3 separate regions of the Mus musculus genome follow, and regions 2 and 3 are each linked to region 1. The links are chromatin loops, found by intact Hi-C in ENCODE. Cell type or tissue: left cerebral cortex. All regions are shown on one strand. Links, peaks and the distances in the headings refer to the core of each region. The heading gives the core; the rest is flanking DNA. Region 1 has its middle 45 kb from the start of Gm32512. Region 2 has its middle 62 kb from the start of Gm32512. Region 3 has its middle 75 kb from the start of Gm22593.

Region 1 (10,870 bases), core at 1,815-9,814:
TGCCAGCCAGCACTTAGTCAAGCAAGACTCCCTGGAGGAAAAAAAATGGCCAAAAGATACCACCATGAAAGGCATGTAGGTAACTGTTCATTTTCAGAATCAACTGCAAAGCAAGTGTTCTGGTTCATTAGCACAAGAGACAGTAGGGTGCACAGACTAATGAGAAAACTCCTTAATATAAGGAAAGCAGATATATCAAGTGAAACATACTAGCCAAAAAAATAAGTTACATACGTCAAACCTCAGCCAGGAATTAACCTCCTTGATACTCTGTTGGTTTTCATCTGTTTTTCTAGCTCATTATATTTATGTGTAGCAGAATATCATTTTACACATCACAGATATATCATTTTTATAAGAAAGTTTATCTGCAATGCCATTTCGAATGGTACAGCTTCCATCAACCCAGGTTACTAAGGAAATATGTCGAGCCCCCAACTAGCCCATGATGGACATGTGTGAGAAGCAAATCCATCACATTTGACTCTGATCCTTGTTAAAATTGGAGAAACCACTGTCTGAAACTTCTTCTTACTGCTCCTGTTCATTCTTATTGGTAAATAAAGATGCCAGCAGCCAATAGCTTGAGAGAAGAGACATAGGTGGGGTTTAGGTTTCTCAGGGGAGAAACCACAAAGAAGAAGAGAGAGACAGAGCAACCATGGAATAGAAAATCTAGAAGAGTCGCCATGACCTCTGCGCCAAGAGAACATGGCCCAGAGGGTGCCTGGTTGGAACTAAGAGCAGCCCAGATGAAGCATAGTAAGTAATAACTTGAGTTATCAATGGAAAAGTAGATTCTAAGAGCATGAGGCTAGGCAGTTGCCTAGCTATTGTGTTGCTTAAGACACACTAAAATATCAAAGCTGTGTGAGTGTCTTTCATGCGGAAACATGACTAGTTTATGGAAGGAAGGAACCCAGGCACCAGATAATTTTTAAGTACTTTGCAACACCTTTTCAAGTTTCTTTTTAATTAGGTATTTTCCTCATTTACATTTCCAATGCTATCCCAAAAGTCCCCCATACGCTCCCCCCACTCCCCTACCCACCCACTCCCACTTTTTGGCCCTGGTGTTCCCCTGTACTGGGGCATATAAAGTGTGCAAGTCCAATGGGCCTCTCTTTCCAGTGATGGCCAACTAAGCCATCTTTTGATACATATGCAGCTAGAGTCAAGAGCTCGGGGGTACTGGTTAGTTCATAATGTTGTTCCACCTATAGGGTTGCAGATCTCTTTAGCTCCTTGGATACTTTCTCTAGCTCCTCCATTGGGGGCCCAGTGATCCATCCAAGGATTGCTTGACTGTGAGCATCAAGTTTATATTATAAGACCAGAGAGATGGCTCAGCACGTAAGTGTATTTTCCATACAACCCTGCAGTGGAGCCTTCCAACCCATGTACGGGATCCAGATGTGCTGCCTTACCTCTGTAACAGCAGTCTTAACACTTGTTAAGGACATGGAAGGTAATGATGGGAGAATCTGACAAATCTCACATACATAGCAATGCAGTGACAGAAGCAATAAGAGAAGTAGGACAGGAGGAGAGGGCTGACTTCCACCTTTGTACATCTGTACTTATTCATACTCAAACCACAAGTTATTGAATTAACCAAATTTAATCTTAAAGTTTATATGACAGCTTCATATTGTTTTCATCAAAGCTGTCTTTTTATGATTGTGATTCTAGAACAAATCAGAGTTGTCGGTCACATCCCAGCTAGTTTGCACCAAGAGACTGTCTTTTTTCTACGAACATGCTGCCAGGCTGTGTTGGGAAGCAGCATCAATTTCTCTACTTAACATAATAACATGCAAGGTAAGACACCCCCCAAATTGCTCTGTATTTATTTTAGTGTCTGTCCTAGAAATAGTAACAGTTACCAATGTCCTTAGTTCTATTTTGTCTTTATCTATCAATCAATCAATCTATCTATCTATCTATCTATCTATCTATCTATCTATCTATCTATCTATCATCTATCTATCTAATCTATCTATCTCTTCATTTATTCATTTATTATGTGAGTGGGGCACAAAGAACTCAGGTAAAAGGAGAGGTTATGGGAGTTTTTTTTTCCTACCAGCTGAGATATGGTGATAGAACTCAGAGCCAGTGAAAAATAACCATTTCACATTAATTTCACTGCACTATTTTTAAGTTTAGTATTACTTTAGTTGCTTTTAAGATTTTCCTTTTTACTTAAATATTTATGTCTTGGGAATTTCATACATGAATAATGTATTTACATTGTTTCCAGTCCTCTCTCCCTGTCCAATTCCTCCCATGTCTTCCAACTCCCTCTAAAATCTATGGCCTCTTCTTTAATAACTGTTGTTACACAAGCATACATATACATGTACAACCTACTGATACCATTTAGTGTTTTTCATATGGACATGTAATTGGAGTTGATGACTTTGAAATAGAGAGTTACCAAGGAGCTCATCTGGTAAATTCTCCTCTCTTAGAAACTCATTCCACCACATCTGGGTTGTTATGTCAACTGGTGATGCCTAGACAAACTGGTAATATATTGACAACCACAATGCTGAGATTTTATAGGGACAGCTATCCGGTTTAGAAGGCTTTACCTAGTAGAAGGTACCCTTGGTCCTCTGATCCTTAGAATCTTTTCATCCATCTTCCATGATTTTCCCTGAGACTGAGGAGTAGGGTTTGCATTGTATATGTATCAATTTTTTTTGGGGGGGGGAACCACCTGGTCACTTATTCTGTATATTTTGACCAGTTGTGGATCTCAGTGGTAGTTTCAATCTATAGCAACTCCTCAAATGTATATGTCAAGAGGTGATAGCTGCACTTATCTCTGTGTACACATATGTAACAATAAGGAAGATGTGGTCATGGATTTGAAAAGTGAGACAAAGACGAGAGAATTTCATGTGTGAAAGTCTCAAAAAATTAATTAAAGCCCTCTTTTAAAATGTGGTTATCAAAACAAACAAAAATAATCAAAGAAAAGACACTAGAAACACAGACTCAGAGATGGACATGCTCTCTCATATACAGCGATCCAAAAAATTACAAGAACAGCCAGGCATGGTGGTACATGCCTTTAATCCCAGCACTGGGGAGGCAGAGGCAGGCGGATTTCTGAGTTCGAGGCCAGCCTGTTCTACAAAGTGAGTTCCAGGACAACCAGGACTATACAGAGAAACCCCGTCTCAAAAAAACAAAAAACAAAATACAAAAAAATTACAAGAACAGTTTATCTTAGTTGATTTATTAGTTCTTGTTTTATCTTTCTTTATTATTTTATGATTATTTTTAGATGTTTCTTTGTTTTTTTAACGAGAGACAGAAGGCGTTGGATCTAGATGTGAGAGGAAGAGAAGGACTCAGAAGATTTGGTGATTAGTAAACTATAGTCAGATTTTTATGAAAAAAAAAGAGAGAAAAAGAATAAAAGGAGAGAGGAGGAAGTTTCACAAATATCAACCTCTCTCTGCAAGTGGATTTCACTTCTCTAAGGGTCTATGTATGGAATGATGTTATCCTAAGTATTCTCAAAGGGTATCAAATACATGTTTTCTCTTTGTTTGTCTTTTCAGATTAAACAGACAAGCTTGTAATAAACATAAAATTCAAACAAAATATTGGCATTTAAAATAATGAAATCAGAGCAGTAAAATATCAATCAAGTGATAAAATTTGCACTATACTATGGAAATAGTGGAGGACCTCCTTTTCCTCTCTGGTGGGTTATTCTCAATATATAAACCTTTAAAACAGTTGCTGCCATATAATATCAAATGTCTTCCATGCTGTTAAATGAGCTGATTTACAGATATGTTGTTGATATGGGAATCCTGAAGTATTTTTGAGAGAAATGGAGCCTTTCTCAGATGTTAGGCAGCTTAACCAAGGGTATTCCAGATAACCGGATGGCCACCAAATCTACCCAAGCCAGTGGCTTTCATGTCCTTGCTTTGCAACTTGAAAGAATAAAGACTGTGGACCATCACAACACAGAGAGAGAGAGAGAGAGAGAGAGAGAGAGAGAGAGAGAGAGACAGAGAGACAGAGAGACAGAGACAGAGACAGAGAGACAGAGACAGACAGAGACAGACAGAGACAGAGACAGAGACAGAGACAGAGACAGAGACAGAGAAAAAGGCACAGAGATAGAAGGGGAAACAGAGACAAGAGGAAGAGATCTAGGCTACATGGAGTAGCAAATGGGACATTTTAGTAGACCTATAGCAGAAGTGGTGGTGAGACACAGATCTGAGGATGAGCTGCTCAGTCAGGATGTCCAGCTGCCATCCACAACTCTAGCAGAGGTGTTTTTTAGGAAAGGAAATAACAGTAAAATGGTAAATAGAACTGTCTTCAGGCATGGCTAGCATCCAGTAAAAAACATTCTCAGGATTGTTACAAGAGGTTCCTGCCCCATGTGACCAGTTTCTATCTCCCACAGATTTTAATAGCATAGATTCAGACATCTGGGAAAATCAGAAATCATTTTGGGAATTTGGTCATTTTTCTCAAAAACTCTACTAAACCCATATTTAATAATAACTAAATTCATTTTAAGAATCATCTCTGCATTCTTCCCTTTCTTCTTTTCAGAAACAAACTGATTTTCGTTAAGTTGTAAGAATCCATGTCTCAAAAGTATAAGATAAAAAGAAAAAGAAGCATTTAGATCATTTTGCAAAAGCATCACTTTTTTCCTACTTACTATATATTTTAAGAGGAAACTGGGTTTGAATCCATTTTCCGTAGATTTTATACATTGTAACTTAGTAAATACAATTATATTCTCCTATTAGTGTATTTTAGGGCCCACCATTTTAAGTTTATACCAAGCACTCTAAATTTTATAGAGATCTTGAGCATAGAAAGCTAGAAAACACTAAAGAACAAAACATAATCTAAGTAGAAACTGTCCTGGTATTTTAATTATTTTATTCAAAAAATCTATTTCTTTATTGTTATCAATCATTGTTGTTCCGTTTTTTTTCTCTTTTCCATTCATTTGTTTATTCACTTTACATCCTGGTTGCTTGCCCCCCACCCCTCCCAAGTCAACACCTCAGATGACTCCTCCCTCTGCACTACTTACCTTTACCTCTGAGAATGGGGAAATTCTCCCTCTGCCCATCATCCTATCCTGGTACCTCAAGCTACCCCAGGACTAGGCAACTCCTCTTCCTTTGAGGTCAGCAAGATAGCCTTTGAGGAAACAGGATCCACAGGCAGTCAACAGAGTCAGAATAAGCCCATGCTCCAGTTGTTGGAGGACCTGCATGAAGACCAAGCTGCACATCTGCTACATATGTGTGGGAAGGCCTAGTTTCAGCCTATGTATGCTCTTTGGTTGGTGGTTCCATCTCTGAAAGCACCCAAGGGTCCAGGTTAACTGACTCTGTTAATCTCCCTGTGGAATCCCTATCCTCTTTAGGTTGCTCAATCCTCCCTTCAACTCTTCCTTAAGACTCCCTGCACTCAGTCTAATGTTTGGCTATGGGTCTCTGCAATTGTTTCCATCAGCTACTGGGTAGAGGCTCTCAGAGTACAGTTATGCTAGGTTCCTGTCTGTAAATCCAGGATGACAGATATAAACATAGCCTGAGGATCCAAGGAAGTTGAAGGAGGAAGGTAGGCCTGCAATGTATCCCTCTGAGGAGAGCTCAGCACATTCTCCCCCAAATTGGCAGGGTTGCTACTACATTCATTTATGTCCATATCACACAGAATATGTGTGTACAGGCTAGCCGTGACTAATATAGTTGTCGACAGTGTCTTCACATGTTGCCTTACTATGACAAGGCTTTGACCAACAAAGAAGCTCAAAGTCTCCCAGGGTGTCCCTGTGAATCCATTGCCCATGCAGTCATGGTAATAATTGTTTCTGCCAACCACATAGACCTCCATGTATATGTGGCTGAACTTTACATTTCATCAAAGTTTAGTTCCCAGTAGTTTCCAGGAACATAATCACAGAAGCAAGCCCCAAGAGTTATCAATCATTTTTAAAACTTATTAGTAAATCTGAATTCTCTCTTACTTCATGAATTAGTGTTAAATGAATCATTGACAAAAGGAACAAAGATCTCCCCACCCCACACCTTCGTGATTTCAGAGACCTAAGTTCCCATGACTCACTGTCCTAAAGAGATGCTGAAGACCTGAAGAGGTTCTCACTGTACAGCCAGTTTGTACATGTGCAAGGCCAGAGTCCTTGAGCAGTCCAGCTTGGTACTCTAGTCTACAGTCAAATTTATATAAGCAAGCAGTGTGTTTAATTCATCTCAGGCTTTACGTCAAGTGTGTGATCTCTTTTCTCTTACTTCATCTATGAAACTAGTTATTATCAGGAATGAATGTCATATGGTTTTGAGGCAGGGTTTCATTATATTGCCCTGGCTAGCCTGGAACCCTTTGGATCTGCTTTCCTCTGCTTCCAGAGTGCTGAGATTTCAGGGATTCATCATTAGGCATGGCCTCTAAAATACTTGTAAGATGACTATGATTAAACAGAAATATGCATTTAAAATAATTTAGATAATTCTTTTAAACATGTTATACAACATGTTCTAAACAAAGATTCTGCATTGAATGACTGTTAGCCATAGGAAACCTTATATATAAAATATATAAGTTAAAATTACTCCAACAAATCAAGAACTAAATTTTAACTTTACAAATTACTTCTACTCTCCCATGAAGTGATACAGCTCTGTTCCTTTTTTTATTGTTTTTGTTTTTGTTCTTGTTGTTCCTTTTCATTATTGTACTATATGAACTAGTTTTGAATGGTAATTTTCTTTTTTACTGAATACTTTGTTGTAATTATGTCTACCTCCATTGTCCTCCCTGTTTTCCATGAAAGGATGATCTTACTGGCATAAGAGATTATTTTTTCAACATTAACATTCTTGACAAATTTATATGAATGGTTATTTTCATATATAAGGTTTCTCTCAAAGACATAATGTATTTCTGAGAGAGGCAGTCTGTAGCTCTCTGCTTATGCTTCCTTCACTGATGATCTCATTTCATCTGGGGCTTTTAATGCCAAATACATGCCAATAATGCCCAAATTTAGATCAGCAGCCAAATAGCTCTCCTGCAAGTACCACACTTTCCTATCCAACTACCTACTCAAATCTCTATTTAGTTTTCTAAAAAAATCTCAACCAAGTGTGTTTCAGGCTCTGATTTGTCACTGTTCAGGCTACTATGTTTCCTAACTGGAAGCCATCTCTTCCTTGTGGGCTATTTTCAACAAAGTAACAGGAGTGATCCTTCTCCAATGCCAGCCAATCTATAACACTCTTTTTCTCTCTAAACTTTGCAATGGATCCTAATTTCATTTAGCCTAGGAGCCAAACTCCTTGTGAAGGCCAACATTGCTGACCCTAGGTGTCTAAATTCCCACTTTTCTGACACCTCACTTTTTTTCTTAAACCTATAGTCCTTCTTAATTCCACATATTCAATCTGCTTATAGCTCTTCCTGTAATTTACCAAGCAATTCCCTCCTTAGGACTGCTAATTGCTCAAACATCCATGTGATACCCTTTCCTCTTCAAGCCTGTGATTATAGATGATTTCCTAAATTAAGTTTTTTTTTCTAAAATTCCATTTAAAACTGCAATATCTGGGGCAGTCAAGTTGGCTCAGACTTAGAGGGGAGTGCTGTGCAAGCCCGTTAGCTTGAGCTTAATCCCTGGAGTACATCTAAAGTTTGAAGGAAAGAAATGACACCACAAAGTTGTTCACTGATCTTGAAATATGTGATAAATGCACACATCATATACACCCAAACACACATGCACAGTAAACAACATCTTAAAAACTGTAATTCCTTAACTCTATTATTGAGGTCTAATTGTTTGCCACAGCACCAATGTTTACACATTCATAATTACTGTTTATTATTCATCCATCCATCCTATTAGAAACTCTAGTGATACACACCAAGTGTCTACAACAGCATGTGACTAATGGGGACACACATCATGGTTTGTTAAAAGGAGTCAGTGGCATTTTATATTAAGAAAGTATTCTTTAGAATGAAAAACTTATTCATATAATAGTAGGGCTGAAAGAATAATATTTTATGGTCCCTGAAAACCATAGCTTTCATAGTTTTCATTAGCTATGTTAAATGTTCTTGTTTCACTATAGTCTCAGTAGAAATGGATTTGTATCCCGTCTTTAAAAAAAAAAAAAGTCACCTATGAATTGAACCAGTAAGAAACAGAACTACTTGTGGTAAGCATATATAGTGTATGTAGTAAGCATAAATTAAATGGGCATCAAATAATTTAATAGATTATTCTATATATTCAGGAGAGAGGTACTGAATAATAATACTTTAAAAAATCATCAACTAGCCCTTCCGCTCGACTCGAGCCCCGGGCTACCTGCCAGCAGAGTCTTGCCCAACACCCGCAAGGGCCCACACGGGACTCCCCACAGGACCCTAAGACCTCTGGTGAGTGGAACACAGCGCCTGCCCCAATCCAATCGCGCGGAACCTGAGACTGCGGTACATAGGGAAGCAGGCTACCCGGGCTTGATCTGGGGCACAAACCCCTTCCACTCCACTCGAGCCCCGGGCTACCTGCCAGCAGAGTCTTGCCCAACACGCGCAAGGGCCCACACAGGATTCCACACAAGATCCTAAGACCTCTAGTGAGTGGAACACAACTTCTGCCAGGAGTCTGGTTCGAACACCAGATATCTGGGTACCTGCCCTGCAAGAAGAGAGCTTGCCTGCAGAGAATACTCTGCCCACTGAAACCAAGGAGAGTGCTACCCTCCAGGTCTGCTTATAGAGGCTAACAGAGTCACCTGAAGAACAAGCTCTTAACAGTGACAACTAAAACAGCTAGCTTCAGAGATTACCAGATGGCGAAAGGCAAACGTAAGAATCCTACTAACAGAAATCAAGACCACTCACCATCATCAGAACGCAGCACTCCCACCCCACCTAGTCCTGGGCACCCCAACACAACCGAAAATCTAGACCCAGATTTAAAAACATTTCTCATGATGATGATAGAGGACATCAAGAAGGACTTTCATAAGTCACTTAAAGAATTACAGGAGAGCACTGCTAAAGAGTTACAGGCCCTTAAAGAAAAGCAGGAAAACACAGCCAAACAGGTAGAAATCATTAAAGAAAAACAGGAAAACACATCCAAACAGGTGATGGAAATGAACAAAACCATACTAGAACTAAAAGGGGAAGTAGACACAATAAAGAAAACCCAAAGCGAGGCAACGCTGGAGATAGAAACCCTAGGAAAGAGATCTGGAACCATAGATGCGAGCATCAGCAACAGAATACAAGAAATGGAAGAGAGAATCTCAGGTGCAGAAGATTCCATAGAGAACATCGACACAACAGTCAAAGAAAATACAAAATGCAAAAGGATCCTAACTCAAAACATCCAGGTAATGCAGGACACAATGAGAAGACCAAACCTACGGATAATAGGAATTGATAAGAATGAAGATTTTCAACTTAAAGGGCCAGCTAATATCTTCAACAAAATAATAGAAGAAAACTTCCCAAACATAAAAAAAGAGATGCCCATGATCATACAAGAAGCCTACAGAACTCCAAATAGACTGGACCAGAAAAGAAATTCCTCCCAACACATAATAATCAGAACAACAAATGCACTAAATAAAGATAGAATATTAAAAGCAGTAAGGGAGAAAGGTCAAGTAACATATAAAGGAAGGCCTATCAGAATTACACCAGACTTTTCACCAGAGACTATGAAAGCCAGAAGAGCCTGGACAGATGTTATACAGACACTAAGAGAACACAAATGCCAGCCCAGGCTACTATACCTGGCCAAACTCTCAATTACCATAGATGGAGAAACCAAAGTATTCCACGACAAAAACAAATTCACACAATATCTTTCCACGAATCCAGCCCTTCAAAGGATAATAACAGAAAAGAAGCAATACAAGGACGGAAATCACCCCCTAGAACAAACAAGAAAGTAATCCCTCAACAAACCAAAAAGAAGACAGCCACAAGAACAGAATGCCAACTCTAACAACAAAAATAAAAGGAAGCAACAATTACTTTTCCTTAATATCTCTTAATATCAATGGACTCAATTCCCCAATAAAAAGACATAGACTAACAGACTGGCTACACAAACAGGACCCAACATTCTGCTGCTTACAGGAAACCCATCTCAGGGAAAAAGACAGACACTACCTCAGAGTAAAAGGCTGGAAAACAATTTTCCAAGCAAATGGACTGAAGAAACAAGCTGGAGTAGCCATTTTAATATCGGATAAAATCGACTTCCAACCCAAAGTTATCAAAAAAGACAAGGAGGGACACTTCATACTCATCAAAGGTAAAATCCTCCAAGAGGAACTCTCAATTCTGAATATCTACGCACCAAATGCAAGGGCAGCCACATTCATTAGAGACACTTTAGTAAAGCTCAAAGCATACATTGCACCTCACACAATAATAGTGGGATACTTCAACACACCACTTTCTTCAAAGGACAGATCGTGGAAACAGAAACTAAACAGGGACACAGTGAAACTAACAGAAGTTATGAAACAAATGGACCTGACTGATATCTACAGAACATTTTATCCTAAAACAAAAGGATATACCTTCTTCTCAGCACCTCACGGGACCTTCTCCAAAAATGACCATATAATTGGTCACAAAACAGGCCTCAATAGATACAAAAATATTGAAATTGTCCCATGTATCCTATCAGACCACCATGGCCTAAGACTGATCTTCAATAACAACATAAATAATGGAAAGCCAACATTCACGTGGAAACTGAATAACACTCTTCTCAATGATACCTTGGTCAAGGAAGGAATAAAGA
Region 2 (10,870 bases), core at 1,562-9,561, 110 kb after region 1:
CTATCCCAAAAGTTCCCTCTTCCCTAACCCTACTCACCCACTCCCACTTCTTGGCCCTGGAGTTCCCCTGTACTGGGGCATATAACGTTTGCAAGACCTAGGGGCCTCTCTTCCTAATGATGGCCCACGGGGCCATCTTCTGCAACATATGCAGCTAGAGACACGAGCTCTAGGGGTACTGGTTAGTTCATATTGTTGTTCCACCTATAGGGTTGCAGACCCCTTCAGCTCTTGAGTACTTTCTCTATATCCTCCATTGGGGGCCCTGTGTTCCATCCAATCAATGACTGTGAGCATCCATGTCTGTATTTGCCAGGCACTGGCATAGCCTCACACGATACAGCTATATCAGGGTCCTTTCAGCAAAATCTTGCTGGCATATGCAATAGTGTCTGGGTTTGGTGGCTGATTATGGGATGGATCTCCGGGTGGGGCAGTCTCTGGAAGGCCCATCCTTTCGTCTTAGCTCTAAACTTTGTCTCTGTAACTCCTTCCATGGGTATTTTGTTCCCTATTCTAAAGAGGAGTGAAGTATCCACACATTGGTCTTCCTTCTTTTTGATTTTCTTGTGTTTTGCAAATTGTATCTTGGGTATTCTAAGTTTCTGGGCTAATATCCACTTATCAATGAGTGAATAACAAGTGACTTCTTTTGTGATTGGGTTACCTCACTAAGGATGATATCCTCCAGATACATCCATTTGCCCAAGAATTTCATAAATTCATTGCTTTTAATAGCTGAGTAGTACTACATTGTGTAAGATTGGGTTTCTTATTCTTGACAGTCATCCTGGTGATCCTAATTATGTTCAAGTTGCATCTTCAGATGTGCCCTCCTAAGCTCGGCTGTACTGCCGTACTGAGACAGGAATCCATAGTTATTCTTGCTGCTTCCCAGTTCACCTATCATTCACTGACCTCTGACACTCACCACTTGCCTTCTGCTCACTGTAGCCACTTGGCTCTTCCTGGGTCCTGAAGTTGTTCTCACTAGAAAGAGTAATTTTCACAGCCACATTTTAAAGCTCCAGTCTCTGATAACATTGATTAAGAACCTTTGCAATCTGGCTGTGCCACGACCTAGAAATGTTCCATGGTTTAAGGGTCACCAGGCTGTGAAACTGTTGGAAGATGAAAAAATCAGAGTAGGGCCTATTAGAAGAAATTAAGTCACTGGGGCATTTCCTTGTAGTGCAGATTTGGACCAGAGTTCTACATCCTGCAGGACCATAAGATGCAAAAGTTTTCTTTCCCCTATGTTCCACTGTGATGGGCTTTACTAGTAAACGTCCAAAACAATGGGGCCCTGAAACTAAAACTGGAAGCTAAAGTAAACCTTCTTAGATTGGCTCCACTCAGGTATTTCATTACAGTGACAGCTGATAAATGTCAGCTCTTTTATTTTACATTAAACATTTTTTTTCTCTTCTAAGATTCATGCACAAAATCATACTGTTCCTAGAGCTGCTTCCCCTAAAAACTGCCACATATTGGGTGGCAAGACATGAACTGTTGGAATACATTGTGTGAGGGTGCACCTCTGTAAAGTCAGTTGTTAATTTTGTACCCACAGAGAGCTATATACTGGCAGGATCTTGCTATTGTTATTTCTATGGCCGGTCAACTCAAATTTTGTAAATATGTGCTCATCCTCACTTGCCTAGGGCAATCTAGAATTGTATCTGATTGGTTGTAATGAAGAGCTAATGACCAATAGCTGGGCAGGAAGTGGAGACAGCACTTCTGGGCAGAGAGAGAAATGCTGGGAGAAACGGCAGATATGAGAGATTCACCAGGGATCACAGAGGTGAATGGACAGACCATATCAGAGCAGAGAGTGAGAGCTGACCACATGGCAGGATTAGTTGGATTAGAGCAGCTGGGAGACTGCCTTGGCTAATAGACCTAAGCTAAAAAGTATTAAAAAGTTTCTGTGTCATTATGTATATAATTGGTGGGTCCAATGTCCCACACTAATAAATAATAGATACTGTTTTCTGCTAGTTCTTAAACTGCCTGAGTCCATGGTGTAACACAGGCTGGTTTCTGATGAGGTCTCTCCCCTCAACTTTTGGACAGGTCCTCCATGATGAGTGTGTGTGTGTGTGTGTGTGTGTGTGTGTGTGTGTGTGTGTGTGTGTAAGAAATTCCTAAGGTCTCTTCTTCTCTATATAGACTCTGGTACATAATCAGTTAGGATTCTATTATTTCTACATGATTTAGTGATAATTATTTCCTTAAAGGCCCATTTCTAAACACTTGTATATTGGAGGCTGGGGCTTCAAATATCTCCTGAAGGCACAGTTTAGTCAATAGCATGCCCAGACTAAGGAAAGCAAGTAGGTTCCCATTCCCTCAAAGAACCTATAAACTATTCTTAATCTAAACTCACATTTCCTCAGTTGTCTTTGTTTGGGGTGACTTAACTTCTCCTGAAACTTCTTGTTATTAATTTGATAAACAGATTGTTGATAAATTGGAGACAAGAGTCCTAATTCCCCATTTAATAAACTGGCCTCTGAAGCTTCCACTTCTATCCTCATACACACCCAGACATGCATGAATCAGCTTGGTATCCTGCCTGCCCCCACTTCTGCTTTCAAGTAGCAAACCTGAAATGAACAGCCAAGGTGATCATGACCTAGTATCATTTTTGTTCCTCAGTATTCCCCAGAAGCTAGAGAACACGAGAGTCTTAGAAAGAATCAGACACTGTCAATCACTAAGATTAGTAATGCAATGCCCAAGTACTGATTTATTATAAAAGAGCAACTTATGCTTTGGGGTGGTGAGACACATTAACTGCTAGGCCCTCTGTTAATAAGACACAGTTGTTTTTCTCAAATGACTATTTAGTTTAGCACTTAAATTAGAAATGTTCGGAGCCTAAGACAAAAAAAAAAAAAAAAAAGAGTAGCTTTCTATATGGATAAATTTGTGTCTGAGCCTATTAACTGAAGAGTTTAGAGTCTCATGTTAATGAGGGAAATGTAGATTTTTAAGCCCTAGAGTATAGTCAGGGTCATATACACGAGGAACTCTGCTCCCAGCTCATTACCTTGCTTTCACAAAGAGCAGTGCTAGCCAAAACTGTCAGGATGACGTCTACTGAAATGCTGGTGTCCAAGCTCTGCGTTCTACAGTGAGGATATAAATACAAAAAATAAATCAAACAACATGTCCCTAAAGTGTCTCCAGTCACATTTACCAAAATTACAGAAAAGCAAAGTCACACCATTAATGTGGCTCATCTTCTGCATGACAACATTGTTCTGGCATTTTGCAGTATTGCAAGTATTTTCATTTAACTATCTCATTTCATCTTCAAAGTAATCACTATAAGGAATTGTTATTAACTCTGATTGGCATATCAAAAACAAATCAACATGAAGAAGTAATAAATTATCCAAGGAAACATAGTAAGAACATAAACTTAGGTTGTCTTCCAAACCTCAAATGTATGTCACTAAATACAATATAAGGCCCAGAACAATGGCAGAGATAAAACATGGGCTGTGTAAGAGCTGATTTAATCCCTGGAATCCCTGGAAAAAACGAGATGCAAGTGTGTGTGTGTGTGTGTGTGTGTGTGTGTGTGTGTGTGTGTGTATGTAGGTATGTAACTCCAGCACTCCTCTATCAAAATGGGAGGTCTGGGGCCAGCTAACCTGAAGTACACTACAAGGTAGAAACATGAAAGAAACTGTTTCTCCAAGGTAAGGAGGGAACACATATTGGAAGCAACTTTGACTTCTGATGTACATGCCTACCACCACACTCATAAACACACATCAAAGAATGAATTACAAAATAGAGAAACTCTTGTCAAATTTATGCTCACACTGGTCTTCAATTTTTTAATTCTATCATTCAGTCTAATTACATTTTTCTTTATAATTTTATAAACACTAAAATGCCAATGTGAAAAATGTAGTTTCAGCCTCTAGTCATTTCAAAGATGAGAACCAGACACATTACACTGGCAATTAAGCAAAATCAAGTTTAATTACTTGTTTTATACTAATTGGTCTTCCTTAAAATAGCCACAAAAGTTGATTTTGGGGTTCTGAATGATATCGTTGAGTTTCATAACCAAAACAGCATTTGTGAAAATAAGGTGTTTTTTTAAAGCCTTCATTGTGCTAGCATGCAGAATTCAGCTCCAATAATTAATGTGTAGCTTGGCTAAGTGACATATAAAGAAACTTTTACTTTTTGTAAAACCCATACATGTCAAAAGTCTGCTGAAAGTCTAATGATGAGAGTTCTATACTTGCATAGCACTTCCCTTCTCATTCCACACAGCCAGGCTCTGCTTCTGAGGATTTCACAGGGATGTGATGGAAACTAATCCACAAGCACACACAGCTTGCTGACATGAATTTTGTCTAGTGTGCCTGGCTAGAGTCAGAAGAATGAAGTACAGGGGTTATCAAACTTGACAGGGTTGTAGAATCCCCTAGGAAGCTTTGAAAATTTAGATGTCAGGTTCTACCCAAGAATTTTCACTTTAGCTATTTTGGGGTCTCAGAAAGGTGCCCCCATGGATCAAAATGCAATGTAGCTGAACAGCTCGAAGACAACCAAGCATGATTCCACAGAAGCACAAAGTGAGAAAAGCAGAGGCTCACTTAGGGAAGAGCCAGGGCAGGGAGTTTAAGATGGGGATATTTTTGTAGACTATTTACCATCTCTTTACAATTAGCAACTCTCTGACAACAGTCTCCTTCCTTGCTCCTTTCTAACCCTGAGAAAGAAGCAGCAGCTGGATGCTGGAGGACAGACTCTAAGAGCCATAGGTGACAGCACAATGTTCATTGAATTCACATGAATAGGGTGGTTACTGCATCCATGAAGATGGAAGGCTACTCACTACCATGTTTACAATCTCACTCAGCTAACAACTGCAACCAACAACAGGAAAAGGCTTTCGGAGACATGAAGTCAGTATTGAAGATGTAGCAATCATTATATCTGCCAGTAGTGCCTTAGTTTTAGTCTCTTGATTCTTCCTTTACCAAGACATTACACCACAATAAACAAACGCTGGCCTTAAAATCATGTTTCCAGGTGGGAGAATTCCAGTGTTTTAAAGAATAGAAACTTTATACCTTTGTAATAGAATAAAACAAAAGAAAAATGGAAGTCCCCTCTCTACATTGTGGCAATTGCTGAGAATTCTCCCCTATACATCTTTTCAGGTAATTATTTCCTTGGCAGAAGCTGCTAGGGCAATTCCAAGACACCCTGTTAGCACATCTGCTGCCAATGGTGAGCTGTAGCAAGCAGCACATCTCCAGCAGCAGAAGAGTCCTGACTTTCTTCAAAGAACTCAAAGGAGCCACACTTCTAAGCAAGTACTAGGACAAAAAATTTATAGATATATTTAAATAGGAAACATTTTAGAACTCAATTCATTGGCTTCCAGTTCCAGAATATGCTTATTTGAAGTAACACGATTCTGCTCTACTTATATGATAGAGAAATGTTAGATTTTAAGAAAACAATAACAGCTAGTTGAAAAGTACAAAGAGACCTATGCCTACGAGAAAACAGCCTGCCTTCCTCTTGGGCTTGAAAGCCATCTTATAGAAAAGACAAGCTAGGTTTGTTCCTGTTTATACTTAAATCTCCATTTCTTCAGAATTGGGCTATGCCCTACTTGTAACATCAGGTACCAAGCTTGGCTCTGTACTGCCTGTTCTAAGACATGGCAAGCATGCCTTTGTTTCAAGGTGTTATAACAATCTTGTTATGACCACCTTGTACCCAGGTCGTATTTCAGGAGGCTGTTATGACCAAGTTGTTATGCTTATGCTCTGCTTCTATGATTCCCATTTGTATTCTTGCCAAATCCACCATTTTGAACTCTACTACTACTAAGCTATAAAACCTTATCTTCCCCAATGTCCAGGGCTGATCTCTGTAACACACATCAGGGGTGATGACTGCTAGAGCAGGAATATTCTACTGCACACAACAAAAAAGCTTGTTCCAATTTAGCCACTTGTGTTGGTGGTCTTTTATTCCTATCTGCTGGAATTAGCACCTAACTTCTCTTTCTCTGTCACAGCCTATAGTCCACACATCAGAGAGTACATCTGCTTGTACTCTCCTGCCACTTTCACAGCTACTGAACTTGTTAGTAGCTTCCATCTGGCTTCTGGATTATGTCAGTAATCTCCCATACTCTGTTACCTAGTCTTCTGATGTCAGCCTAGAGTCAAAGCAATCCTTCAGAACATAAGTCAGATAGATCATGCTGCTACCCTCTTCCAAGTATGTAATTAGCCCAAGTTCTTACGCTAGATCCAAAGCTCTCCCTTTGCCTTTTTGACCTTATATGAAAAACTCTATAGAGTAATTGTATTTAAAATAAGCCTGTTAAAGATGGAATATAAACTATAATTTGAAACTATTAAACATTTGGGGAAATTTTAAAAAGGAAGATTTACCATTTAAATTAAAGCAAAAAAAAATAGGAAAATAGTAGATATGACTTTAAAGGAATTGCAATGATAAAGTTTAGCAAGTCACTTGTAGGAAGAGTTTATGAATCTACTCCTAAATATAAATGGATAAGAGCTAACATCATAAAGCTCTTAGAATAAAACATAGGTGTAAATATTCATAGCCTTGGACTTGGTAATAAAGCTTCAAATATGACATCAAAGTGCAAGAAACAAGCAATAAGCACATGTACACTAGGAGAGAGACACACATGCACACATATGCACATACTGTGTGTTTCATCATAGTTTAAAACATCAAAAGGCACAGCATGGAAAAATTATATGCAAACCATATACTTGTTATTGTTGTATTCTACTCAGATGACATAATACACATAGAAAACCAACCCAATTAAAATTTGGCAAAAAAAAAAAAAAAAAAAAAAGACTTAAATAGACAATTTTAATGAGCATGTGAAAAGATACTTAAAACAATGAATTTTGGACAAATGCAAATCAAAACCAAATTAAGGTCCCATGCTATACCCACTAAGATGACATATATATACCAATTCTTGAGAACTCATGGTGGGAGAGCATTCAGAAGCAAAGAACAGTCCAGAGCTGACACAGGTAAGATGTGTTCAGAGACTCACAACATATACCAGAGACAACAGAAGTGGGGGATGAGTCAACCAGCCCTGCCTCAGCGTATGATGTTCAGGTATCAGAATAAGACAAGGTTGTCCTTTCCCCCAGTAGTGTTCGAAGTCTTAGCTAAAGCAATAAGACAAGAGAAAAAAAAAAAAAAACAAATAGGAAAGTGTCAATGTGTCTCTATTCTCAGATGACATGATTCTAAACATAAGGATCTACCAGAACACCCCTAGAGCTGATAAATACTTTCAGCAAAGGTTATAATATTAACAAACAAAACCCAGTAATCTTTGAATATACCAACAACAAACATAAGGAAATCAGGGAAACAGTCTCATTCACGACAGCCCCAAAACAAAACAAAATATCTTAGACTAAACTTAACTAAGGAAGTGAAATGCTGCTACAATGAATATTTCAAACTTCTAGAGAGATTGCAGATGACAGTAGAATACAGAAAGAAATCCAGCACCCAGGATGGGAATAATTAATATTAGGAAATATCTATCCTTCCAAATACAATATACAGATTTGATGAAAACCCAATCAAGGTCTCAAATCACTTCTTCACAGAAAAAGAAATTCACATGGAAATACAAAAGACCTCAAAGAGCCAAAAGCAATTCTGAAAAAAACAAGAAAACTGTTAGAACCTTGATTCTGAGTTATATTACAGAGCCATAGTAATAAAAAAAATGTGTAATGGGGAGAACGGTTATGAAATTCTCTCCTCTGAGCATGGCGTATCTATAGCACTCCTGAACTCTGCATGCTTAGGACCTTAATAAGACTGAGCCAGTTAACATTTAGTCACAGTCACAAGCTGCCAGGAGGAAGTTAATGACAGTGGAGAACTGCTGGAGGAAAGTCTGTCTTCAGTGCCATCATAACCACTGGAGAATTAGCCATGCTACTGTTGCTATTGATAGTTTCCTAACAATGCCCACTCAAGTGGCCCTGGGTAAGATCAATAGGTCACAAAGAAAAAAGACATGAAAAGCAGGCTGCAAACTTGATGAAAAGAAAGTAGGTGATACTGAAGTTTGGAAGGAAATGAGAATAGAAGGATGAGTTTAATCAGAGGATATTATTCTCATGTATCCAAAAATGCCAAAGAATAATTAATTTTAAAAACAAAATAAGTATTGACAAAGACATGGTATAGTTAGAACCTTCACTAATCAGAATGTACAACTCCAGTTGCTATGGGAAGAAGTCCATCTGTTTCTCATAAAGTACAACATAGAACTACCATGTTTCATTTCAGTGATATTCTCCTAGATATGTACCTGAAAGATTTTCAAATAGGTTCTTAAATGTGCATAATGAACTACTCACAGCAGCATACATTGCAAGAAGCAAACAGTGAAGACTCAAAGTCCATCAAGCAGATTTTTTTTATCAAGCAGATAAACAAAAGGTAATATATGTAATGTGTATAAACACTCACAATCACAGAAACGGGACTACTATTCTTCCATGGAGCTGAGAGTAATGTTGTATATACTACCATGTGAACTAACCTTAAAGATACTGTAATTAACAAAAGATAACATGTAAGATCTCACATATGGTATGGTCCATTAATTGAAAATATTCTGATTAGGCAAAATCATGGATACAGAAAGATGATGGGCATTTTTCCAGAGGCTGGGAAATTAAGAAAATAAGGAGTAACTCTTCAGTGTGCTTAGGGTTTTTCTGTGGGGATAATGAATATTAGTAGAATAAGGCAAGTGGTGGTTATATAGTTCTAAGTATGTACAGATTTAGATGCTCACAGCCAACCATCAGACTGAACATGAGGACCCCAATATAGATTCTGTTCTATGTGAGGCATTAAGAAAGCAACAACAAACAAGTAATGGTTTGTTCCACTATAAAATTCAGTCATTTGAATGAGAGATGAACATGTAAACAAATAAATGTTTTAATGTGAGAAGATAAATATAACAGAAATACATTAAAGATGTAGTCAATATGCAAAGGAAGACTAACCAGTTCTACCTAGGCTGTAGGAGTCCTAAAGGTCTTCAGCAAGGAAACTACAAGCAGTTTCTTTCCCAACAGAAATAATTTAATTCTAACTATGGCCTCACATCTTAGCACATTGACGGTTACAGTTATCTTAGCTGGGATCAGAAAACTGAACCATGGTATTTGCAGTCTGGCTCAGTCTCTGTGATTTTATACCTCTGTGTCTTAAAGGGACTTTCGTAAATAAACCTTCACAGAAGGTTGTGACTCTTATCGTCATATACAGCAAAATGACTTAATGTGAGAAAAGTAACTAGAGCCAGAAGTTGCTGAAAGAGGTCAGGGAAAGTCAGATTCAAGTTGATCCTTGAATTCTGTCACTCATCCCAGCTGTGTAAAGCAAGGTCAATTGCTCTGGCCTTTGAGAATCTCAGCCATCTCTATGACTATATCAGAAGGCTGCTTCTCATGCTGTGTGGACCCCCTACTTTCTAAAAGCTCCATCTACATAAAGCTCTTGGACACAGCTTTCTTTCTTTCATAAGTATTTAAGGAATTCTAACTATGAGTTCAAATTTTTCTACATGTATTATAACATGGTTTAGCAGTGTCTACAGGTCACTCTTTTTAAAGAGCCACACATCTGCCCAATAAGAAATCAGTTAATAGTTCATTGTGGTAAATTCTAATCCATAAACTGAATGTCTTAGGTTCTCAGGTAAGTAGTCTTTACATGTTCTGTGACCAATTTTACCAATAGCCATTGTGAAATATAGTCCATATTCTTTGTATGGATTGGCATTGGCATTGACGACAAAGCCAAATACCAGAAGAGGATAGTGTTACCATTTAGTTTATTATCTAGACCAGGATAGTTGCTTGTCTATATGCCAGAGGTTTTGCTTTTATTTAATACCTAGAAGACTAAATAACATATAGTTGCAAGATCAACATAAGCTTCTCAATGCAAGTGCTTTGGGAGTTAATCTCCTCTTGATAGAGAAACAGATTATTTCAGTCCTTGAAAAAACAATGGATCTTTAGAGTGCTGAAATTACCTAAATTTAAAATCAGTGAGATGTACACACAATATGAGTTCTACATGGTCTACTCAAAGATCAAGCTAAAGTGGTGGGGTTATTTCCAAGACTTTTCATTAGCATTGTTGCTTCTTAAATATATATATATATGACTCAGACTTAAAATTAATAATAGCATTTTCTTTTAGAAAAATACTTTATGTTAAAATTTTTGGTAATTCTGTAATTGAAAATATTGCCAAAAGTTATTAGAAGTCCAAAGCCTGGAGCTGAGGTAATGTTCATAGGAAGAGAATAATCACTGTGAATTTATACTTGGCTGAACATGGGTTGAACATACCAGCAGTGGGGCTTCATTTTATCCTGGAACATTCCACAGGAAGCTAGTGTGCTCAAACTTCAGATGTTCCACGGGGCTTTTCTTAGAATTTATTTTTATGGCTATGGTGGGCATTTATACCCACCCACATTGAAACTGTTCCAGACCTAAAATTCTTCTGACCATATTTTGGGGGGGTTCCATCATCCATCTGTTCAAATGCTTACAATAAACTCAAACTTATTTTCAGGGAAAATCTTGGCTTACTTCTCAGGACTCATTCAGCTCATCCCCCTGTAGAGTTGAAAGAGCCTCCTACTCTAACATATTCAAATTCACAATTCTAATGGGAAAATATGCTATCTGAAGGACAAAGCACAAATAATAAATAGGGGAAAGTTGTGCAGAGAGTACAGGCCCACACA
Region 3 (10,870 bases), core at 1,444-9,443, 120 kb after region 1:
GGAGACAGAGAGGTCTCAGGAGGAGAGAGAACCAGAATGGAGGCTGACTTGGTGTTATCAAAACGTTAGAATAATTGGGTTAAAGCTTTATCATTATCATTTGGCTCTGAAATTACTGTGTTGGCATCTTGTAAATTGTGTTATTATTGATACATAAATCTGATTGGCTAATTAAGCATTAAGAGTCTTGATTCTATCCAGTAATTAGGTGTTAAGATGGATAACTAGGGGTGCATGGGCTTTGTGTAAAAGTGAGAGGAACTTAGGGCAGGGGCAGGGTGGGAGCCAATGGCCTCACAGGGCTAGGGAGTTGGCTGGGCTGAGAAAGCAAGAGGGTGTGATCACCTGGTACAGGGGCTAGCTCTAAAGAGTTGTTGGCAGCAGCTGGAGTGCTGGAGCATGGCCTGGCCCCACTGAGTGTTGGCAGGTTCATTTTTTAAAATATTTCCCAAAACACATAGTGGCTCCACTAATATATGTTCCCACTGGCATGATCCTCTACATTCTTTCTTTTTGTTTTTTTTTTTAAATATTTTCTTCATTTACATTTCAAATGCTTCCCTGAAAGTCCCTTATACCCTCCCCCCACCATGCTCCCCAACCCACCCACTCCCACATCCTGGCATTCCCCTGTACTGGGGCATATGATCTTATCAAAACCAAGGGCCTCTCCTCCCATTGATGGACTAAAAGGCCATCCTCTGCTACATATTCAACTAAAGACACAAGCTTTCGGGGGGGGGGGGAGGGTACTGGTTAGTTCATATTGTTGTTCCTCCTATCGGGTTACAGACCCCTTTAGCTTCTTGGGTACTTTCTCTAGCTCCTTCATTGGGGGCCCTGTGTTCCATCCAATAGATTACTTTGGGCATCCAATTCTGTATTTGGCAGGCACTGGCATAGCCTCACAAGACATAGCTATATCAGGGTCCTGTCAGCAAAATCTTGCTGGCATATGCAATAGTGTCTGGGTTTGGTGGTTGTTTATGGGATGGATCCCTGGGTAGGGCAGTCTCTGGATGATCCTTCCTTCTGTCTCAGCTCCAAACTTTGTCTCTGTAACTCCGTCCATGGGTATTTTGTTCTCCATTCTAAGAAGGAACAAAGTATCCACACTTTGGTCTTCCTTCTTCTTGAATTTCATGTTTTACAAGCCGCATCTTGCATATTCTAAACTTCTAGGATAATATCCACTTATCAGTGAGTGTATATCATGTGTGTTCTTTTGTGATTTGTTTACCTCACTCAGGATGATATCCTCCAGATCCATCCATTTGCCTAAGAATTTCATAAATTCATTGGTTTTAATAGTTGAGTAGTACTCCATTGTATAAATGAACCACTTTTTCTGTATCCATTCCTCTGTTGAGGGGTATCTGGGTTCTTTCCAGCTTCTGGCTATTATAAATAAGGCTACTATGAATATAGTGGAGCATGTGTCCTTCTTACTGGTTGGAACATTTTCTGGGTATATGCTCAGGAGAGGTATTGCTGGATCTTTCGGTAGTACTAAGTCCAATTGTCTGAGGAACCACCAGACTGATTTCCAGAGTGGTTGTACCAGCTTGCAATCCTACTAGCAATGGAAGAGTGTTCCTCTTTCTCCACATCCTCATCAGCATCTGCTGTCACCTGAATTTTTTATCTTAGCCATTCAGACTCCTTTGAGGTGGAATCTCAGGGCTGTTTTGATTTGCATTTCCCTGATGACTAAGGATGCTGAACATTTTTTTCAGGTGCTTCTCAGCCATTTGATATTCCTCACTTGAGGATTCTTTGTTTAGCTCTGTACCCCAATTTTTAATAGGTTTATTTGATTTTCTGGAGTCCATCTCCTTGAGTTCTTTATAAATATTGGATATTAGTCCCTTATCAGATTTAGGATTGGTAAAGATCCTTTCCCAATCTGTTGGTGGCCTTTTTGTCTTATTGACAGTATCTTCTGCCTTACAGAAGCTTTGCAATTTTATGAGGTCCCATTTGTCAATTATCAATCTTACAACACAAGCCATTGCTATTCTGTTCAGGAATTTTTCCCCTGTGCCCATAACGTTGAGGTTTTTCTCCACTTTCTTTTCTATAATTGTCAGTGTCTCTGGTTTTATATGGAGTTCCTTGATCCACTTAGACTTGAGCTTTGTACAAGGAGATAAGAATGGAATCAATTTGCATTCTTCTACATGATAACTGCCAGTTGTGCAAGCACCATTTGTTGAAAATGCTGTCTTTTGGGTATCCTAGGTTTGGGGCTAATATCCACTTATCAGTGAGTACATATTGTGTGAGTTCCTTTGTGAATGTGTTACCTCACTCAGGATGATGCCCTCCAGGTCCATCCATTTGGCTAGGAATTTCATAAATTCATTCTTTTTAATAGCTGAGTAGTACTCCAAAACCTAGGATACCCAAGATATAAGATACAATTTGCTAAACACATGAAACTCAAGAAGAATGAATACTGAAGTATGGACACTATGCCCCTCCTTAGAATTGGGAACAAAACACCCATGGAAGGAGTTACAGAGACAAAGTTTGGAGCTGAGACGAAAGGATGGACCATGTAGAGACTGCCATCCAGGGATCCACCCCATAATCAGCTTCCAAACGCTTACACCATTGCATACACTAGCAAGATTTTATCGAAAGGACCCAGATGTAGCTGTCTCTTGTGAGACCTAGCAAACACAGAAGTGGATGCTCACAGTCAGCTATTGGATGGATCACAGGGCTCCCAATGGAGGAGCTAGAGAAAGTACCCAAGGAGCTAAAGGGATCTGCAACCCTATAGGTGGAACAACATTATGAACTAACCAGTACCCCGGAGCTCTGGACTCTAGCTGCATATGTATCAAAAGATGGCCTAGTCGGCCATCACTGGAAAGAGAGGCCCATTGGACACGCAAACTGTATATGCCCCAGTACAGGGGAACGCCAGGGCCAAAAAAAATGGGAATGAGTGGGTAGGGAAGTGGGGGGGGGGGTTATGGGGGACTTTTGGGATAGCATTGGAAATGTAATTGAGGAAAATATGTAATAAAAAATATTAAAAAAAAAAAAGAAAATGCTGTCTTTTTTTCCACTGGATGGTTTTAGCTCCCTTGTCAAAGATCAAGTGACCATAAGTGTATGGATTCATTTCTGGGTCTTCAATTCTATTCCATTGACCTACCTGTCTGTCACTGTATCAGTACCATGCAGTTTTTATCAAAATTGCTCTGTAGTACAGCTTGAGGTAAGGCATGGTGATTTTGCCAGAGGTTTTTTTATTGTTTTAGCTATCCTAGGTTTTTTTGTTAGTCCAGATGAATTAACTAATTGCCCTTTCTCAGTGAAGAATTGAGTTGAAATTTTGATGGGGATTGCATTGAATCTGTAGATTGTTTTTGGCAAGATGGCCATTTTTACTCTATTAATCCTGACAATACATGATTATGGGAGATCTTTCCATCTTCTGAGATCTTCGATTTCTTTCTTCAGAGACTTGAAGTTCTTATCATACAGATCTTTCACTTCCTTAGTATGAGTCATACCAAGGCATTTTATGTTATTTGTGACTATTGCGGAAGGTGTTGTTTTCCTCATTTCTTTCTCAGCCTGTTTATCCTTTGTGTAGAGAAAGGCCACCGATTTGTTTGAGTTAATTTTATATCCAGTTACTTCACTGAAGCTGTTTATCAGGTTTAGGAGTTCTCTGGTGGAATTTTTAGGGTCACTTATATATAGTATCATATCATCTGAAAATAGTCATATTTTGACTTATTCCTTTCCAGTTTCTATCCCCTTGATCTCCTTTTGTTGTCTAATTGCTCTGGCTAAAACTATATTGAATAGGTACTATATTGAATAGGTAGGGGAAAGTGGGCAGCCTTGTCTAGTCCCTGATTTTAGTGAGATTGCTTCAAGTTTCTCTCCATTTATTCTAATTCCAATTCTCCTCAACCTATTTCACAAAATAGAAACAGAAGGCACTCTACCCAATTTATTCTATGAAGCCACAACTACCTGATCCACATACAGATCCAACAAAGAAAGAGAACTTCAGACCAATTTTTCTTATGAATATCGATGCAAAAAATACTCAATAAAATTCTTACAAACAGAATCCAAGAACACATCAAAATGGTCATCCATCATGATCAAGTAGGCTTCATCCCAGGGATGAAGGGATAGTTTAATATGCAGAAATCCATCAAAGTAATCCACTATATAAACAAACTCAAAGACAAAAACTACATGATCATCTCATTAGATGCTGAGAAAGCATTTGGCAAAATCCAACACTCATTCATGATAAAAGTCTTGGAAACATTAGGAATTCAAGGCCCATACCTAAGCATAATAAAAGCAATATACAGCAAACCAGTAGCCTAAGATCCTCTACATTCTTAACAGCATTTGTGTCTGCTGGTAGACATTCTGACTGGGATAAGGTTTCTACTTTAGGAATCTCAAGTATAGGTTGATAGTTAAAGACTAGTAGTACTTAGTCTTTGAAAACTGCCCAACTCATCATTCATTTGTTAGATTATTTGTTAGATTATTATAGACTTGAGTGTTCAACATCTTTAGTACTTTATATATTCTGAATATTAACCCTTTGTCAGTTGCATAGCTGGTCAATATTTTTCCCACTCTGTAGGCTATCTCTTCCCTATAATGGATTTTGTCAGCCCAGATAAAAACATTTTAATTTGGTGTGGTTCTAATTTGATGACCTTTTCTGAGATATTCCTTAATTCCCTTGAATCAAAATTCTACTCTTCCATTTAAACATTTGTGAAGAAATGGTCATTTTACCTATACTCCTTAAAACTTCACCAAACAACTTGCTCTTCAGAATAGGTCTGTCTAGTTTTGTTTGCATAACACTCATTATAGACAGGCAAAACTCTTTTACAAAAACTCTAAAAACAGTACTTTGAATCACTTCCTTTATGACAAGCTGTTATGGGCAAACCATCTTCCTTCATGGTCCTTCACCCTACTCCTATACTTAACTTTATATGCACTTAAAGAAATTCACTTTTTACAAGTTGCCTTCCAAATCAGCCATTAAATGTAAATGGTAGTGTTTGCATCACAAGAGATAAAAATATTGTCACCATTTAATAAATGAGCTGTCAATATTTCAAAATTAGCATACTAACTCAGTTAAAAGAACTAGGGGACAAATGCAAGATTCCACCCACTGTTTGAGATACAAGGTAGCTGCTTGTTATAAACACATACTCAAGTCAGAACACCTATGAATACATTGTAGCTCTGCCACATACTGACTTCTGGCATCATTCAAACTACCTCACATCTCTGTGTCTCTGTTTACTCACCTGTGAAGTCTGGAAAAGATGATGGAAGGAACAAATGAACTAGATCAAGTAACTTAGCCCCTAGTAGCAGTTAATATAAGTTATCATTTAATTTATTACTAGCCAAAAGCCATAAATTTAATGGATTAAAAATATCCACAGTGCATTGATTTATAATAGTTTATATTACAAATACAATTGCAAGCTTCATTAAAAATACTACTTTTATTTTTATTTTGGAAAATAGCAACTATAAGTCAATTTAAAGTATAGGGTTATATTGAAGCTGCTTCAACTACATTCCAACATTAACCATGAAAAATAAAAGTCCCAAAAGCTACCAGTAACTTAAAGTACTTATGAAAATATATGCAGCTATCTTACAATTTCAGCATTTTCTTATAAAATATTTGCATTGGAGATTAAATTAAACATAAAATAACTGGAAGAGATTATTTGAGGTTGCTGAGTTATTCATCAATGGCAGAATACTTGGCTGGCCTGTAACCCTCCAATAAATATATTCTGGTGTGAGCATATAAATTAATATGGTTTAAGTCGCCTTTTGGAAAATCAGTTTCATGATCAACTGAATGAATGGCATTTGTTTGAAAAACTTATCAGGCCACAAAATATGTAAGATATGTAGTGGTATGTCTCATGATCTACACTTCATGGCTGATGTCATAATATCAGAGAGAGATAATATAATTAGAAAAATGCTAACCTAATTTATTAGGCAAAAATAACCCCAGCACTTTGACTATCCCATCTCCAAATCTGCTCAGCTTTTCTTGCTTCAAAAATATTGAAGTAGCTACTTATGCTCAGTAGAAGTGATTCTTCACTTTATTTCAGACTAAGGCTAAAGTGTTGGTTTTATGTGCCAACTTTTAGAAACAATTCTAAAATTTACATCATGAGATCTGTGCCCACAGAGTATTGCTGAGATCTCCTGAGGGAAGTGAATACCCACCCACGCCAGATGGAGACTGAATCCCTCTTTCTCTCTGAAACACCTACCAAATATACTTGTGTCTGTACTAACTTCAGCCTCCTCAATTGATTTAGAAGCTAATTTCTCAGTGACATCACTTTTTATGCTTGTCCATTCATTAAATCACTTCAAACCATTATGTCATCCAGACGTAACACTTCTGGAAGCTGAATGGCGTAATTGCACACAAAACAGACAGCAAATCCTTGCTTGTCACCATTTTTTCATTGAACAGTGTATTTCCTCTAAATCAAAAATTTAAAATCTCTTGAGGGAGGTGTATAATGTCTGCTCAGTTTTTATTGTTTTCTCTTTCGTAAAAATATTTTTTATTTATTTATATTTCAAATGTTGTCTCCCACCCGAGCCCCACTCCATGAATTCCCCATCCAATCCTCCTTCCCTTTTCCCTCTAAGAGGGTGCTCCCCTACCTTTCCATTCACTCCCACCTCATCCCTCTCGCATCCCTCTTCTCTGGGGCATCACACCTCCACAGGGCCAAATGCATCCTCTCCCATTGAGGCCAGATAAGGCATTCCTCTGCTACTTATGTAGCAGGAGTCACAGACCCACACATGTATGCTTGTTGGTTCGTTAGTCTTGGGAGCTCTAAGGGCTCCATTTAGTTGATACTGTTGTTCTTCCTGTGGGGTTGCAATCTCCTTCAGCTCCTTCAGTCCTTCCCCTAACCCTTCCACTGGGGTCCCCAGGCTCAGCCCAATGGTTGGCTGTGAGTATCTGTATCTGTCTTAGTCAGGTTCTGGCAGAGCTTCTCAGTACAGCTAAGCCAGGCTCCTGTCTGCAAGCACATCTTGTCATCAGCAATAGTGTCCAGGTTTGGTGTCTGTGGGTGGGATGGATCCCAACATGGAACATTCTCCAGATGGTCTTTCCTTCAGTCTCTGCTCCAATTTTTGTCCCTACATTTCATTTAGAGAACAGTTCTGGGTTAAAAATTGTGAGATGGATAGGTAGCCCCATCCTTCAACTGGAGGCCATGTCTATCTATAGGAGGTGGTCTCTTCTGGTTCTATCTACCTGATACTGGGCATTTTAGCTAATGTCATCTCCATTGGGTCCTAGGAGCTGCTTGCATCCCTGGTGACTGAGATTTTTTAGTGGTTCCTCACGTTCCCCACCACACACTGCTGCATAGTTTTATTTATTCTTCTAGACCTCTGGACTTTTCTCCTATCTCCCACCATACCTGATCCTGCCCCCTTTTTTTCTCCTCCCACTCCCCTTTCCCACCCAAGACTCTCTCTCCATCTGCCTCCCATGATTATTTTGTTCGACATTTTAACTAGGATATAAGCATCCACAATTTGGCCCTTCTTATTATTAAGCTTCATATGGTCTGTGGAATTGTATCATAGGTATTCTGAGATTTTTTTTTCTTAATATTCACTTATCAGTGAGTACATACCATGTATGTCACTATGGGTCTGGGCTACTTCACTCGGGATGATATTTTCTAGTTCCATCCATTTGCCTAAAAAATTTATGAAGTCATCATTTTTAAAAGCTAAGTAGTATTCCATTGTATATGCATTTCCTGTATCCATTCTTGTGTTGAGGGACATCTGGGTTGTTTCCAGGTTCTGCCTATTATAAATAAGGCTGCTATGAACATAGTGGGGCATGTGTCCTTATTACATGTTGTAGCACCTTTTGGGTACATACTCAGGAGTGGTATAGCTGGGTATTCAGGTAGAACTACCAATTTTCTGAGGAACTGCTAGATTGACTTCCAAAGTGGTTGTACCAGCTTGCAATCACATCAGCAATGGAGGAGTGTTCCTCTTTTTCCATATCCTGCCAGCATCTGCTGTTACCCAAGTGTTTGATATTAGCTATTCTGATTGGTGTAAGGTGGAATCATAGAGTTGTTTTGATTTATATTCCACTGATGATCAAGGATGTTGAACATATCTTTAGGTGTTTCTGGGACATTCAAGATTCTTCAGTTGATAATTCTATGTTTAGCCCTGTATTCCCCCTTTTTAAATTGGATTATTTGGTTTTCTAGAGTTTAACTTCTTGATTTCTTTGTATATTTTAGATATTAACACTCTATTGGATGTAGGGCTATATAGATCTTTTCCGAATCTATAGGTTGCCATTTTGTCCTATTGATAGTACACTTTACCTTACAGAAGCTTTTCAGTTTTATGAGGTTCTATTTGTCAAATGTTGATCTTAGAGCCTGAGTCATTGATATTCTGTTGAGGAAATTTTTCCCTGTGGCAATGTGTTCAAGGATATTTCGCACTATCTCTTCTGTAACATTCAGTGTATCTGGTTTTATGTGAAGGTCCTTGATCTACTTGGGCTTGAGCTTTGTACAAGGAGATAAAAATTGATCAATTTGCATTCTTCTACATGCAGATCACCAGTTAGACCATCACCATTTGTTGAAGATGCTTTTTCCACCGTATGTTTTTGAATTCTTTATTAAATATCAAGTCCCAAAAGGGTGTGAGTTTATTTCTGGGTCTTCAATTCATTCCATTGATGTACCTATCTGTCTCTGTATCAATACTATATGGTTTTATCACTATTGCTATATAGTACAGCTTGAGGTCAAGAACAGTGATTTCCCCCCAGAATCTCTTTTACTTTTGGAAATTGCTTTTGCTATCCTGTTTTTTTGTTTGGTTGGGTTTTTTTGTTGTTGTTGTTGCTGTTTTTGTTTCTTGTTTGTTTGTTTGTTTGTTTTGTGATTCCATGTAAACTTTAGAATTGCTCTTTCTATCTCTGTGAAGAATTGTGTTGGCATTTTGATGTTGATATCACTGAATGTCTAGATTGTTTCTGGTAAGATGCCCATTTTTCCTATGTTAATCCTACCAATCCATGAGCATGGGAGAGCTTTACATCTTCTGAGGTCTTCTATTTCTTTCCTTGAAGTTCTTGCCATACAGATCTTCCACTTGCTTGGTTAGTTATTTTTTTTTTTATTATTATTTGTGCCTATTGTGAAGGATGTTGTTTCCCTAATTTCTTTCTCAGCACATTTATCCTTTGTATAGAGGAAGGCTACTGATTTTGAGTTAATTTTATATCAAGCTACTTTGCTGAAGTTGTTTATCAGCTTTGGTGTCACTTATGTATAAAATCATATCTGCAAATCATGATACCTGGATTTCTTCCTTTTCAATTTGTATCCCTATTACCTCCTTTTGTTGTTTAATTACTCTTGCTAGAACTTCAAGTACTATAATGAGTAAATAGGGAGAGAATGTCGAGCCTTATCTTGTCCCTGATTTTAGTGAGATTGCTTCAAGTTTCCATTTAATTTGATGTTGGCTATTGGTTTGCTGTGTTTTGCTTTTATTTATGTTTAGGTATGTGCCTTGAATTCCTGATTTCTCCAAGACTTTTAACATAAAGGTGTGTTATACTGTGTCAAAGGCTTTTTCAGCATCTAATGAGATGATTATGTGATTCTTTTCTTTGAGTTTGTATATATGGTGGGTTACATTAATGGATTTTTGTATATTGAGCCATCCCTACATCCCTGGGATGAAACCTACTTGATCACGGTAAATGATCATTTTGATAAATTTTTGGATTCAGTTTGTGAGAATTTTATTGAGTATTTTTGCATATATATTCATAACTGAAATTGGTTTGAAGTATTTTGTTGGGTATTTCTATGGTTTAGGTATCAGTGTAACTATGGCTTCATAGAATGAATTAGGTAGTGATCCTTCTGTTTCTATTTTGTGGAATAGTTTGAGGAGTATTAGCATTAGGTCTCTTTTGAAGGTCTGATAGAGTTCTGCACTAAAACCATCTGACCCTGGGTTTATTTTGGTTTGGAGACTTTCAATGACTGCTTCTATTTCCTTCGGGGTTATGGACTGTTTAGATAGTTTACCTGATCTCGATTTAAGTTTGGTATGTTAGGTATCTTTCTAGAAAATCATCCATTTCATCTAGATTTTCTAATTTTCTTAAGTCTATGCTTTTGTAGTAAGATATGATTTTTTAAAAAATTTCCTCTGTTTCTCTCATTATGTTTCCCTTTTCATTTCTGATTTTGTTACTATCTCTGTGCCCATTAGTTAGTTTGGCTAAGGGTTTAATCTATCTTGTTGATTTTCTAGAAGAACCAGCTCTTAGTTTTGTTGATTCTTTGTATAGTTCTCATTGTTTCTAATAGGTTGATTTCAGCTCTGAGTTTGATTATTTCCTGCCATCTATTCCTCTTGGGTATGTTTGCCTCTTTTTGTTTTAGAGCTTTCAGATGCGCTGTTAAGTTGCTAGTGTAGGATCTCTCCAATTTCTTCATGAAGGCACTTAATGCTATGAATTTTCCAATTAGCACTGCTTTCATTGTGTCCCATAAGTTCAGGTATGCTGTGTCTTCATTTTCATTAAATTCTAGAAAGTCTTTATTTTCTTTCTTTATTTCTTCCCTGACCAAGTTATCATTGAGCAGAGAGTTGCTCAGTTTCCATGAGTAGGTGGGCTTTCTGTTGTTTTCGTTGTTATTGAAGACCAGCTGTAATCCTTGGTAATCTGATCAAATGCATGGACTTATTTCAAATCTTCTTGTAT

The links. Hi-C counts contacts between places; a loop is a spot of excess contacts. Peaks named below come from ENCODE experiments on the same cell type or tissue, not always from the same donor. Only the 100,000 strongest peaks of a DNase experiment are listed, where the experiment ranks them.
Region 2: a loop joins it to region 1, with 2.4 times the contacts of the local background. A loop is called at or near these places in 2 of 42 quality-filtered maps.
Region 3: a loop joins it to region 1, with 7 times the contacts of the local background. A loop is called at or near these places in 2 of 42 quality-filtered maps.

What each region holds. Positions count from the first base shown.
Region 1 is chr17:94,126,307-94,137,176 of GRCm38, forward strand. No RefSeq gene overlaps it. Among named protein-coding and RNA genes, the nearest start is that of Gm32512, 45 kb to the right of the region's middle. In left cerebral cortex, for the core only: no CTCF peak of the experiment used is centred there; DNase peaks (open chromatin) are centred at 6,253, 7,117 and 7,592; H3K27ac peaks cover 279 bases.
Region 2 is chr17:94,233,393-94,244,262 of GRCm38, forward strand. No RefSeq gene overlaps it. Among named protein-coding and RNA genes, the nearest start is that of Gm32512, 62 kb to the left of the region's middle. In left cerebral cortex, for the core only: no CTCF peak of the experiment used is centred there; a DNase peak (open chromatin) is centred at 6,116.
Region 3 is chr17:94,248,719-94,259,588 of GRCm38, forward strand. No RefSeq gene overlaps it. Among named protein-coding and RNA genes, the nearest start is that of Gm22593, 75 kb to the right of the region's middle. In left cerebral cortex, for the core only: no CTCF peak of the experiment used is centred there; DNase peaks (open chromatin) are centred at 6,276, 7,135 and 7,719; H3K27ac peaks cover 2,040 bases.